Regions from separate parts of the Homo sapiens genome. Here region 2 is linked to region 1. Evidence: chromatin contacts called from ENCODE POLR2A ChIA-PET data. All regions are on one chromosome and are shown on one strand. Each heading gives the region's core, a stretch centred on a gene start or an enhancer-like site at or near the end of the contact. The rest is flanking DNA. Distances are from core to core; before and after follow the strand shown. Region 1 overlaps BCLAF1 (BCL2 associated transcription factor 1). Region 2 overlaps MAP7 (microtubule associated protein 7).

The links. ChIA-PET counts read pairs that join two places held with the same protein, here RNA polymerase II (POLR2A).
Region 2: POLR2A ChIA-PET joins it to region 1 with 21 read pairs in A673. The contact joins two enhancer-like sites. POLR2A ChIA-PET finds 5 or more read pairs at or near these places in 7 of 52 experiments (A673, Caco-2, HEK293T and 3 more).

The regions. Positions count from the first base shown.
Region 1 is chr6:136,279,970-136,286,665 of GRCh38, forward strand. BCLAF1 (BCL2 associated transcription factor 1) reads right to left here. Exons shown (of 13, transcript NM_014739.3): 2 at 2,615-2,718. Among named protein-coding and RNA genes, the nearest start is that of BCLAF1, 6.5 kb to the right of the region's middle. Within about 2 kb of position 5,147, at least 4 of the 41 ENCODE cell types and tissues checked have a DNase peak (open chromatin) inside an H3K27ac peak, as active enhancers do.
Region 2 is chr6:136,437,796-136,444,549 of GRCh38, forward strand. All of the region lies in intron 1 of MAP7 (microtubule associated protein 7), which reads right to left. Among named protein-coding and RNA genes, the nearest start is that of MAP7, 110 kb to the right of the region's middle. Within about 2 kb of position 2,121, at least 5 of the 41 ENCODE cell types and tissues checked have a DNase peak (open chromatin) inside an H3K27ac peak, as active enhancers do.

The sequences.
Region 1 (6,696 bases), core at 3,897-6,396:
ACAAGTTTCTCAAAGGCTATTATTCACCATCCTTTTCAAATCAGTATTCAGAAGACAAGTCAATTATCCCTGACTAAAACTGTTTTCACCTGCATGACAGGTACTGTCGATTAAAGACACAACTGAAGATTTTTACGGACTGCCCCACTTATGAGCCTCAATCCTAAAAGGCAGCAGCTGCAGAAGCCAGAAAAAGCAATGAGACTGCAGCAGCATGTTATGTGTTATTCCACGCCCAATACAAATGCCTACCCCTCCTGTAAGAAAGATAAATAATAAAGGTACTACAGATAAGGCAACTGAAATAAAATAAAGTGTCACAATACTAACAAAAAATAAACCTACCAGGCTGTTATCATAGTGCTTTATGGCCTTGAAAATGAGACTGAACTGACCACTCCATATACACAATCCTGTCTGGAGTGGTACTAGATAGTATCCTAGAACAATACAGGACACTAAGTTTCTAAACAGCTGGAGCCATGGCTCTGCTCTCAGTACTCATGACTCCAGAATAAAGTGGACTTATGTGACAATGCCTAGTTCACCCTGAAGCTTTCTGTTAAGAAGATTTAAAAAGAATAAAAGATAAAGAATTGGAGGGATTACTTCAAGAAAGATTTATTAGAACTACAAGAAAAAAAAAACTTGGGCACCAGTAGTTTAACTTTTCTAAACACTACATGGTATCCAATGCTATAATTAGACCTCATTGGGTACAGAAATCAGTAACTGTCAAAACTAATTGATTTATAAGATCTACTAATTGAAAAAACATACACATATAGCAAATCACTGCATGCATATCCCAAATGTCACATTTTCAACTTTTCAATGATTAGATTATATCTTAGCCTCTCAAGCTTGTTTTTGCTGCATAGAACTATTTCCAAATTTACACTAACTTACTCAAAAAGTATTCATTTCAATAAAAATCAACTTACTAAACTTCTAACACCTTGCAATTCCCATAATACTTAAATAGTATCTCCTACAACCAAGTATTTTTGAAGGCACTTTTTTACCTACCTAGACTTTGTTCGGTATAATAAAATAGTATTTGGAGGTACTAAGATGAGTTCAGTTATAGAAGAAGTAATGGTAATACTTGGATAGTTCCTCATCAAGCAATATAAATAACAAATTCAAGATGTTTGAGATAAATGCTTATTTCAAAATAAAACATAACTATCCTCTAATAGACTACCACCTTTGTCTTCTCTCACTCTTCTTCTCAATCCCAAGTAAGCAAGAAATACATAAAGACAGAAACAAAACATAGGTTCAGGGTTCAAAAAGGCAAAGTAAGAATTCCACAACACATAAGAAATAAATTTAGCATTAACATAAGGAGATCTGACACCTTGTAGAACACAAATTTGGTTTAGCAACTGTAGTTTTGACAACATAATGAAATTGGCAAAAACCACATTTACAGCCTGTAAAGGAAGGAATCTTGGCCACGGGGAACTGTGACATTCTCTTGCATCTGATTTCAAAATTCTGTCCCTCCCAAAGTTTTTAAAAGAATATAAATACGTAATTTACATTCATTCTGATCGAATTTACTTCAAGATATTTATTTTTATCCCACTCTGAGATAATCAGACACACTATAAAAAGAAACCAGAGCTGCAAATGATTTTGGAGATCCAGTCCAGCAATAAGACAACATCCTTTTTCATTGTACTAATCAGTAAATAAAACACTATTTTACTAAGAGCTACAGATGCTGTGTTGTGCTGTATCTCCAGAATCTCTGTTCTTTGCTCTTGAGGCTTTTTGGATGGTAATTTCTGTTAAAGGATTCAGGAATTCTGTAGGCTTTTTCAGTCACCAGGATGTAGCTGGGCTTGTGGCACACGAGCACAACAGGTATTTAATAAATAACTATAAAATGAATGCATTCCCCAGAACCTGGACATTTTTTAAAGCAGCAAGTTCATTTTTAAAGGTTTGCGTTTTGCTTTAAGCTACACCTGAAACTTCAAAAACTAACGGAAAGAAAGCATGCCTATCAAATAGTTAGCAGTCCAAAAGAAATGGATTGATATCTTCTGCTCTACTGCAAAAACAGGGAAAAAGCTAAGAACATGGTCTCTGCATTTAAACTACATGAATTCAAATTCCTTAAGCTCTCTGAGCCTGTTCCTCAACTGTAAAACGAAGAAAATAACAGTACCTACTTCACAGACTTGTAGTGGACTTAATGAGTTGATGAACTTAATTCACTTAATACATCTAACACATTAGCAATCAATTTGAATTACCTAAACACTACAGTAGAGAGAAACAAGTTATGAATCTCCTCTTGTTTACATTAGGGAAATGGGTTAAGTAGCAGTCTTTCTATCTTGTATGTCCTGAGTCTTTTAGTAGATGTGTTTATAGAAATAGAAAAAGCAGGAGCACAACCTGGAAGAAGACAGAAAAAGAACCTTTTTCCTAAAACTAACTTAACATCTGACTTACTTCATACAAGCCACCAAAATAAACAAAAAACAAAGCTTCGGACCACATCATTTTTAATCACTCCATCTGAATCATCAATTCAGTAGTGACATTTCCTCAAAAAAGTCAAAAGTGAAAACTAGAAAAATGAATGCTCTTTTACCTTGGTTTTATGCAGGATCAAGAAGTCAAGTGAAGTCTTTGAGATACTGTAAAAATTCTTCCTGGAGAGAATGCTCTGAGAAATTAAACTCTAAATTCGAATTCCTAGCAAAGACAAAAAAACCATTATTGTGATTTATGTTAAATTAAATAACCATTATTTACAATGCATATAATGGGCACTGCCATAAACTCTAATAAACGCACTTACAATTTCAGGGAAGGAAAAACTAATTCAGGAAATAGGAAACTTTTAACCGTAAAAGCTTAAAATTCAACTTTTTTGTAAACCACAATGCAGTAGCGTATCATGAAACTGACAGCATCTTTTTAACTACTTGAATTCTAATTTTAGTAATTTGAGCCTTAAAAAACATATGATATGTCGTTCCATCAGAAAATTCCAACGTAGCTAACATAATGCCATCTTGGTAGCGGGGCAAGGTAGCACAAGCCTGTAGTCCCAGCTACTTGGGAGGCTGATGCAGAAGGATCACTTGAGCCCAGGAGTTTGACACTGCAATGCACTGTGATCACACCTGTGACTAGCCTTGGCAACACACTCTAGCCTTGGCAACACAGCACGACCCCATCTCAAAAAAAAAAAAAAAAAAAAAAAAAAGGTAATCTGTAGTTAATTTTCATAATGCTCTACTTTATAACATCTAAAATATGAGTTTAATGCTCTGCTACTTATTCTCTTTTGGTACTTCCTTTCACACAATTTAGTTTCATGTGAAACTGATTTTTAAATCCACGTTAACAGCCATCATAGTAACTTTAAATTCTGTGCCTAAAAGCATCTTGATACGTCTACATTCAAATAAAAGAACAGTCAGCAATGAAACTTTTATCTACTGAAAGTCAATATTCTTCCTAAAATAATTTATCATTAATCTGTAAATAAACTTTGCACAAAATATTCAAGTTACCAATACTGAAAAGTTTAGCTTTATGTATATTCACATCAAGTATGTGCAAAGGATAGTCAAAAGCACCAGGCGAACAGAAACTAAGGAATACAAGATTAATATACATCAGCACTCAAAGAATTCATGAACAAGTTTAAATGGAAATCTGTAACTCTTACCAAGATCCAATTTTAAAAATAAAACGAGACTGGAAATACAAAGAAGAAATGGTAACATTAAACTGGTGAATCAAGAATAGCGTCTCCTAAAATATCCATGGCCCTCCAACTGGGGAGAGATTTGAGGTTCAGCCTAGGAAGGAGGAATCGGAACCTATTAAGGGAAACACTAAAAAAGTAGCAAAGTCAAAAAGCCAAGCAAGATTGGGTACAAAAACAAAGGATTTCTAAAGGACATATAAGTTTAGTTTTTAAAATATCAAAACCCCAAGTGGCCAGAGAAAAAAATGGCAATCTTCTAAACTGGAGTACTGTCATAAAACTATTCTGACCTGGAAAGTCATTACTACTGATTCACTCCTAGAAGTGGTACAAGGCTCATTTTAGCTAACACTTCCCTAAACAATTCCAAAAGGCTAATTTATATATATATATACATATATATGTGTGTGTGTGTGTATATATATATATATATATATATATATATCCAGAGAAGACCCAACTGCCAGATCTCTTTACTCCGTCATGGTATTTTGAAGTTCAAAGAAAATAAACACTAGATATAAAAAACTGACAGAACAGGGAATACAGGCTGTTAGACCAGTGGATATACATTCCTGTTCACAATCTATAAATATATTCAAGTATCCACACCAATAACTCAAATAATACACAAAATGTAACACACAATAAATAAGTCAGTATCAAAGACTGATTAGTTCAACTAATTTTTAAAAAATGAAAGTCTATATACAAAGCACAATGCTAATTACTATAGGAAATGTATCTATGTAAGTGGTCCCTGCCTTCCAAAAACCAAATCGAGAACAGTTATCAGCAACAAATCATAGTAAACTAAACATCTAAATACCAACCATGTGCCAAGAACTGTGCTAGGTGACTTAAAGTAAATAAAATAATGTCATATTTGATCCTGATAATCTCATGAGCTACATATTAATCCCATCTTTCAAATACAGAGAACCCTAAACTTTCCAGATAACTTGAGATAAGTGCCTTACATGCCAGGCACTACTATTCTAACGTTGGGAATACAGCATTTTAAGTTAAGACTTAAGCTCCCTACTCTCTTGAAGCTTTCAGAGAGGGGAAGACAGAAAACAAGGAAAAAATCAAATAGTGGCAAGTGCCACATTGGAGGGGGGGGAAAAGTACAAGTTAACATGCAGAGGAGGTGGGCAGGGGGACTACTTACTTAGGTGGATCCTTGGGCCCTCTTTAAGGAGGTAACATTTGGGCCTAAAGACAGGGAACACTGCAAAGATTCACAGAGGGAAGACCATACTAGGCAGAGGACACAAACTTAGCAAATTCAGGACAGAAAGACCAATAAGAAGGTTGAGACAACGTGATCAAGGAGTTGAGGGTATGAAATAGGGCAGCAGGAGGAGGAATGGACCAGATGAAATAGCATCTAGTAGATCATCAAAAGGGATCAGGATTTTACTCGGTTGAGAAACCCTTGCAGGGTTTTTGCTTGGGTGAGTCACTCATCTGATTTACATTTTAAGATGGCTGCTATATAAAAAATAAACAGCAATGAAAAAAAGAGGCAAATCCAAGATGTGGTTTGTCAAAATGACTTGTTAATGGATTGTTAGGGGTGTGAAGTACAGAGAGTGAGGAAAAATGAAAAATCACTAGTGCCCTTAAATTCTAGGTTTTAGATTCAAGCATCTGGGAGGACAAGTTTGGGGGAGAAAACAAAAGATGTGTTTGCCGTTTTTCGTGCCCACAGTCGGAGTGTAAATGGTTAATCCAAAATTTGACTGAAATCTCCTGACTCCAAATCCGGTGCTCTCTCTTCAATACCCTAAAAGGTGCTTGATGTTTCCAAAACCCAAATACAAAACTGAAAATGCCAAATTAATCTTCCCTTTATTACAACCAAGATCATTTGTTAATAGATTCCCACTTGTATACAGAAATAAGGAATAAATTGCCATATGTATCTTTAGCCAATTGACAGACCAACCAATGAGGAACACAGGATAAAATAAAGCAGGTTTTATTTTTAAAAATAAGGTTCTTAAATATCTAAACAGAGCCTATCTTTCATGAAATAATACATAATGACCAGCTAGAACATAAGTGATCAGAAACCAGCTAGAAAACAATTTATCAGGCCAGGAATGGTGGCTCACGCCTGTAATCCCAGCACTTTGGGAGGCCGAGGTGAGCGGATCCTGAGGTTAGGAGTTTGAGACCAGCCTGGCCAACATGGTGAAACCCCGTCTCTACTAAAAATACAAAAATCAGCCAGGCGTGGTGGTGCACGCCCATAGTCCCAAGGTACTCCAGAGGCTGAGGCAGGAGAATCACTTGAACCCAGGAGGCGGAGGTTGCAGTGAGCCAAGATTGCACCACTGCACTCCAGGCTGGGCAAGAGAGAGGCTGTCTCAAAAAAAGAAAAAAAATGATCAAGGTAACTGGGTTCAACAAAATACCCAAGACAAAGCCACCCAAAATGAATTCTTTAAGATTACTATTTCAAGCATACTTGATCCCAGTCTTCATTTTAGCAGGCTCAAGGAGTTTGGTCCCCAGATTGTTGTAAACAAAGTAATGCTATTTCCATCTTTTCAAATCCTAAAAATATAGCCCATGACTATTATTCCAGTAGTCTAGATTCAATTCCTGGCTCAGCCATTAACTAGCTGCCCAACACTGAACAAGTTACCTTCATCTGTCAGCTTCAAATTCTGCAGGTGTTTTTTTGTTGTTGTTGTTTTAAAGACTACTAATGGTACTTCCTTACAAGTACAGGGTTAAATGAACTAAGTAAGGCATGTAAACAGCTTAGTTTAATGTTTGGCCCGTGGTATACAATCTAGCATTAGCCATCATTATTGGTAACCCTTGTTTAGGCAGCCTTTCTGCAAGCTAACCACGTTTACTTAAAATGATTCTTGCATGTAAGGTTACCTAATATTTTTGATACAGCATTAATCAGCATCATTTAGAAGTCTTTC
Region 2 (6,754 bases), core at 871-3,370, 150 kb after region 1:
CCAAAAAGCTTAGGCTGATTTTAAAAGCTAGAAAAACTATCCTAATACTACTCAATGTTCAAAATGTTGGTTATAAATCTTAGTAATTGGTTTTAGATTATTATAAACCTTTATGACTACCTAAATTCATGCTTCATATTCTAACTAGAAGTGTCCATGTATGTGCTACATCCAAATACTCATTCAACTTTGCCTAGGAAGGTCTACAGAGAGTCTACTCTCTCTAATATAGTATCAGATTAACTCCCTAAGAAAAGCTCCCTGAGTAAAAGAAATAACTCCACCACACCAAAACACCACTGAAAACCCTTAACTGATACTATAAAATAGGAGAAGCACAGACAGCTCCAGCTTTCAAAGGAAAATAAGACAGAACTACTGTAGAGAAAAAACATAGTAACAGCAGCATCAGCAACTGTGAGAACCATTTATCGTAATAGGCATTGTGCTAGAAGCTTTACATAATCACATCTAATTTCTATAGACACCTTGCAAAGCAGGCAATTAGCATCCACATTTAACACTGAAAACACAGAGGCAGAAATTAGAAGTGGTCAGAAAGGGTCTGAATCTAACCTGGTTCGACTCCAGAATTTGCTTGGTTTTCATTCATCATGCTCATTCCTGAGAAAGGGATTAGACAAACTCACTTGCTGGGCTATCTGGAGAAGAACTAAGATGGGGTTCAGGAACCTGAGTGTAGGTGCATTTTTTTTCTCTCACTTGTTTTTTTCTGATGAGAGAAAGTAATGAGAGGCCTTGTGCCCATGATGACCTGTCCTGACCCTAGGAGAACTTCCCTCACTGCTTTGTAAAAGTTCAGCCACGCGTGGGCAAGCATGCATACAGTCACAGTGAGTTTTACTATTTCATAATATTTCATAATATTGATGAATACACAATACAGTCACAGTTAATTATAAAGAAAAACTGACAGGTCACCAAGACTACAGAATTTCTAGAACCAAGACCTTCAGGAAAATGATACAAAATCCACTTGCGACAAAAACTGTATTTTTCTTCCTTTTCTTTCTCACCTCCCTTCCCCCCAACCCCCAGCTTAATTAAAAGGTATAAAGTGAAGAGAGAACAATAAACAATTATCATGGTAATTTGATAGTAGATACAAATGTTTCAACCACTTTCTCTGCCAAAATTCAGGCTACAGAATACAGGTGTTCAGAAAGTTACAATGTGCAACTGTTTTAAATCATATTAATTTGTGTTTCATTGAAGTGAGATCTTCATTTTATGTTCAACTGCACTATTGATAGGTTAATACCTGCTATGGTTTGAATGTGTGTATCCGCCAAAATGGTTTGAATGTATGTATCAAACCAAAATACGGTTTGAATGTATGTATCTGCCAACCTATGACCCAATGTGATAGTGCTAAGAGGTGGGGCCTTCAGGTGATTAAGTCATGAGGCTGGGATTAGTACCCTTATAAAAAGGGCTCAAGGGTACTAGCTAAGCCCCTTTCTTGCCCATATTTTCTGCACATGAGGACACAGCATGGGGTCCTCTTGTCCTTTTTGCCCCTTTTACTATATGAGGATGCAGTAAGAAGGCCCTCACCAGACGCTGAAGGCTAGCACCTTGATCTAGAACTTCTCAGACCCCAGAACTCAAGAAAATAAAGTTATGTTATTTACATTATCTAGTCTCAGGTTTTTGTTATTAGCAGCATAAACGGTCTAAGACAATACCTAAAAATGTGTGCATGATGTATAAAATCTCTAGGACGCGCTTAGATGAATAACGCCACACTGCTCCTATATTCTAGGAATTACAGTCACATGAGTCAGCTCTACCACCCTTCCCTCTTTTTTCATCTTACAAACTGAAATGCACTTTCTGACCCTCTACATTTTGTTTCCCACTTCATCACTTTATTCACTGGGCTGTCATAAAGAGTTTGAGATCTCCTAGTTCAGAATTAAGCCAGTATTATGTTAATAATTAAGCAAAGATAAGCAACTTTTTTTTTTCCTTTAAGAGTAAAGGCCTGGAAGAAGGGAAATCTTGGTGAGACAGCAATAAAACTGCAGTGAAAAGAGAGCGAGAAGCTGAAGTACAGATTTACACAGGGAGTGGCTGGCTCACGGGCCCACTTCATGCCCGGTCTCGCTCCTTCTTTGAAGGGTAGTCTTAGGCTGATGGCTAGTTTAATAGTGCTGGGTTCCATTTGAACTCAGTTTATTACAATGAGCTGCTGGCCAAAGCTGGGCAGGTTAGCTTGGTTGGCTAGAGCAGGAGCTTGAAGGCCAAAGCACCATAGCTGTGCTGCTGGGTGAGTTCACCCACAACAGAATTCTGTAGCATGATCACAGACAAGTACAATGACAAACGGGTGGGAGGTGTGAGCCGGGTGACTATGAATATAATCACTCAGCACAATATTTAATGAGCAGTCACTGTTCCAGACATTAATAATACAAAGATAATCATACTGAGGTTGAAGTCTTCCAAGGCAGACACACATAGAAATACATAATTAAAACGTAATGTAGTAAGTACTGTGATAGAGATCTCTACGGGAACACAGAGACAGGTAAGGGAGGCTTCCTGGAATAGGTGACATCTGAGCTGGTCCTAAAGAGTGAGTAGGTATGTGGGTGGGAGGCACTCCTTGCCAAGGAGAGGGCATCATGAACAAAAGCAGAAGTTATGTCATCAGTCATAGGGAAAAAGAACAGGATATGCATCAGCTTTTTATAAACCCAACTAGAAAACCTATTAACTTATTTTGTAAATGAAAAATTGCATCTTTACTCACTTAAAAATGCTTTTTGTTAAAATAGGATTTTTTTCTCACTTGTTGCAAGGAGGAAACTATACATTTTGTATATTACATGTTTACTGCTTTGTAATTTTAGAAGATGAAAATAAAACTTTAGTAAGAATTAAGATCTAAGAATTATGACAGTGAGCAGAGGATGGAGGTCCAAGGATATAATACTCTCAAATGCCGGAGAGCCCAGTATTAGGATGAAATTATTTTATCTTAAAAATAAAATATTTAAGGTCTTAAAAAAAAAAAAACCCTCCCCTAACTTCCTCTCTTCCCAATCTCTTGGTAATCTCTATCCTACTCTCTACTTAGGAGTTCAACTGTTTTACACTCCACATAACAACAAGATCATGCGGCACCTCTCTGTGCCTGGTGTATTTCACTTAATATAATGTCCTCCAGGTTCATCCATGTTGTCCTAAATGACAGGATTTTCTTATTTTTTAAAGCTCAATACCATTCCATTGGGTATTAAATATGACATTTTCTTTATCCATTCATCTGTTGATGAACACCGGTTGATTCTATATCTTGGCTGTTGTGAATAGTGCTGTAATAAATGTCAGAGTTGAGAGATCTCTTCCGCATGCTGATTTCATTTCTGGCAGATATATACCCAGCAGCATAAAATAAGCTTAAAGTCTTAAAGATAATTTTGCTTTTAAATTAAGAGGCAGTATATTTTAATATTTTATCATTTTTCCCTAATATATACCATTAAAACCACTTATATGCAACTCCATTTACCTATGGTACTGTGTTTACATTGCAAAAAAACAAATTCAGGAAATAATAGAGCAGAAAATGTTCACGAAATCAAATAATTAGAGCTACAGTTCAGCACTTCTCTCATAAAATTAATGGTGTTTTAGTAACTGTTTCCTTAGTATGTCTAATGATTGTATCTTTTTGTTCATTTTGCCATTAAATTTTGCTCTTTCAGCATATAGGTAGCTATTCTTCCTTCCCCTTTTTTGATCATGCATACCTTTGCAAATCTCAGGAAAGCTATTAGCCCCTTAAGCTGAAGACCAGGGCATGAAACTTCAGAGTTTTATGGTCCCCAGAGATGGTCAAGAACCCCTCTCCCTGAGCACCCAATGACAGAAGATGCTTTGAGTGGTTACAAATTCCAAACTACAGGTCAGGCTGTGGTGGCTCCAACCTGTAATCCCAACACTTTGGAAGGCTGAGGCGGGAGGATTTCTTGAACCCAGGAATTGTAGATCAGCCTGGATAACACAGGGAGACCCTGTCTCTACAAAAAATAAAATTAGTTGGGCATGGTGGTGCATGCCTGTTGTCTCAGTTACTTGGGAGGCTGAGGTGGGAAGATTGCTTGAGCCTGGGAGGTAGAGGCTGCAAGTGAGCTGTGATGGTGCCACTGCACTCCAGCCTGGGTGACACAGCAAGACCCTGTCTCAACAACAACAACAGTAACAAACAAATTTCAAACTACAAAGTAAATCTTCCCAATTTCCTGCCATGAGTTTTTGGATCAAACATAAAACTTTTAAAAAGCGATACTTAAGGCTGGGCATGGTGACTCATGCCTGTAATTGCAGCACTTTGGGAGGACGAGGCAGGTGGATCACTTGAGGTCAGAAGTTTGAGACCAGCCTGGCCAACATGGTGAAACCCCGTCACTACTAAAAATACAAAAAAATTAGCCGGACATGGTGGTGCATGCCTGTAACCCCAGCTACCGGGGAGGCTGAGACAGGAGAACTGCTTGAACCCAGGAGGCAGAGGTTGCAGTGAGCTGAGATCACACCACTGCACTCCAGCCTGGGTGACAGAGTAAGACTCTGTCTCCAAAAAAAAAAAAAAAAAAAAAGTCATACTTAAAATAGTTCTTATAAAACAAGGTTTCAAAGCCCTTCTGTTTAAAACAGTGGTTCTTGAGGGTTTGTATGAAAATCACCTTTGGGCTTTTAACACAGCGTGGTCCAGGTCCCACCCAGACCCGCTGAGCTGCAATCCTGAGGCATTAGGCTCAGCTGTGTATTTTAAAATGGCTCCCTAAAGGATTTTGATGTACATCTCTGGTTTAGAACCACCAACTCACAGAATTTAAACTAGAATCATCTCCCAGGTGCTAAAGTGATTTTTCACATTTTTCATTGCTTGGCAAAACACGAAAGTTCTGGGTTCCCTAAACTAATGGTTTAAGAGGTGTTGTTGATGGGCTTCAGCCATCCCCTAGACCATCTGCCTTCAAACTGGGATACATATGCTCCTAAGGGTATCCAAGGGCTTTCCACAAAAGGGTTTTAACAGTTTTTGTGCTTTGGATTCCTCTAGCACCTGGTAAAGTCAGGCTGAATCCCTTCTTAGGATAATATTTTTAAATGCATAAATCAAAAACAGCATTAGCAAGAAAATATAACCATACTAAGGATAAGTATATTTAAATATGGTTATATTTAAATATGGTTAAAAATTTAATGCACATTTTTATACATTAAAATATGTATACCCTAGAATTATATGTGCTCCTTTATTAACCCAGTAAATAGTAAAATCTAGGGGGATGTCTAATAACTGTCATGATTTCAAAGTAATCAGTTCAAACCACCTTTTGAGATACCTGAAACAACTGTAATATGATAAGAAAACATCTGACTTCTGTTGATGCTCATGCTACTTTAGGTTTGTCGTAATTAAAGGAAATGCTCAATTTCTAGGTGAGGTTAGTGGAAAAAAAGATGAAATTATTTTCCTCATCCAAATTTACAAACGCTTGGAGTTAAAAACCTTACTTTAAGGGAATATGTCTACATGGAGGGTTATAAAGCAGTTTCCAGATTCTTTCTTAAAACCTTTCATACCTTGTTTCTCACATACATTCCCCTTCTACTTTTTTTTTTTTTTTTTTTTGAGATGGAGTCTTGCTCTGTCACCCAGGCTGGAGTGCAGTGGTGCAATCTTGGCTCACTGCAACCTCCACTCCCGGATTCAAGCGATTCTTCTGCCTCAGCCTCCTAAGTAGCTGGGACTACAAGTGCACACCACCAGACCTAGCTAATTTTTGTATTTTTAGTAGAGGGGTTTTTCCCCATGTTGGCCAGGCTGGTTTCAAACTCCTGACCTCAAGTGATGCGCCCACCTTGGCCTCCCAAAGTGCTGAGATTACAGGCATGAGCCACCACGCCTGGCCCCCTTCTACTTTCGTAAGGCACACTTCTTATGCATCCTGAACATTATGTGGCTTATTGTTAAGGGGGCTAAAACCTCTGAAGTGTCACTAAAGAAATGAGAGAATGCACTGCTCCTGTAGAAGCGCCCCTTGAGAGCAACACAAAAAATACTGTGGGAGCAGGGCCTTGCTTCATGCAAGTGAAAAGGTTTCTGTCTCGTTTGTATTAATGCATCATTGTCATAGGGCACAAATTAATACAGAAAGTCTGCACCTTACGATGGTTTGACTTACAATATTATTCGACTTTATTCCATGTTATACCATGTCAAAATTTCCTCACTTTTTAAGTCCACTGTGTATTTTAAAAATTTATTTTCTAAGGTATGTGAAAACAAAAATGTTTGAAGCCTAACCAACATTTCACAAAGCCTGTGAGAAATGAGCTTCGGAGCCATGGAGGTCTATGAGCCTCCTTCATCAGAAACACCTTGGGTATTTACTTAAAATGCAGATTCCTATGCCCCAACTCAATGTATGAAATTTGAATCTCTAGGGTTGGGTCTGGGAATTTGCACTTTGAAACAAGCATCATACTTGAATCTGATGTACACCAAAGTTGAAAACCACTGCACTATGCTACTTTACTGCTTTGCTGTTAAGTCTTCCAGACGCTATTGTTTCAACCACTTTCTGGACCCATATTTATCTTTCAATCTATGGATAGGCATTTGTTATAAGCTAAATTATACAAACTCAACACAAGGCACTGATGCTTCTTCAGAATTTGATGGGAACTGACCATGGACAATGTCAATAGG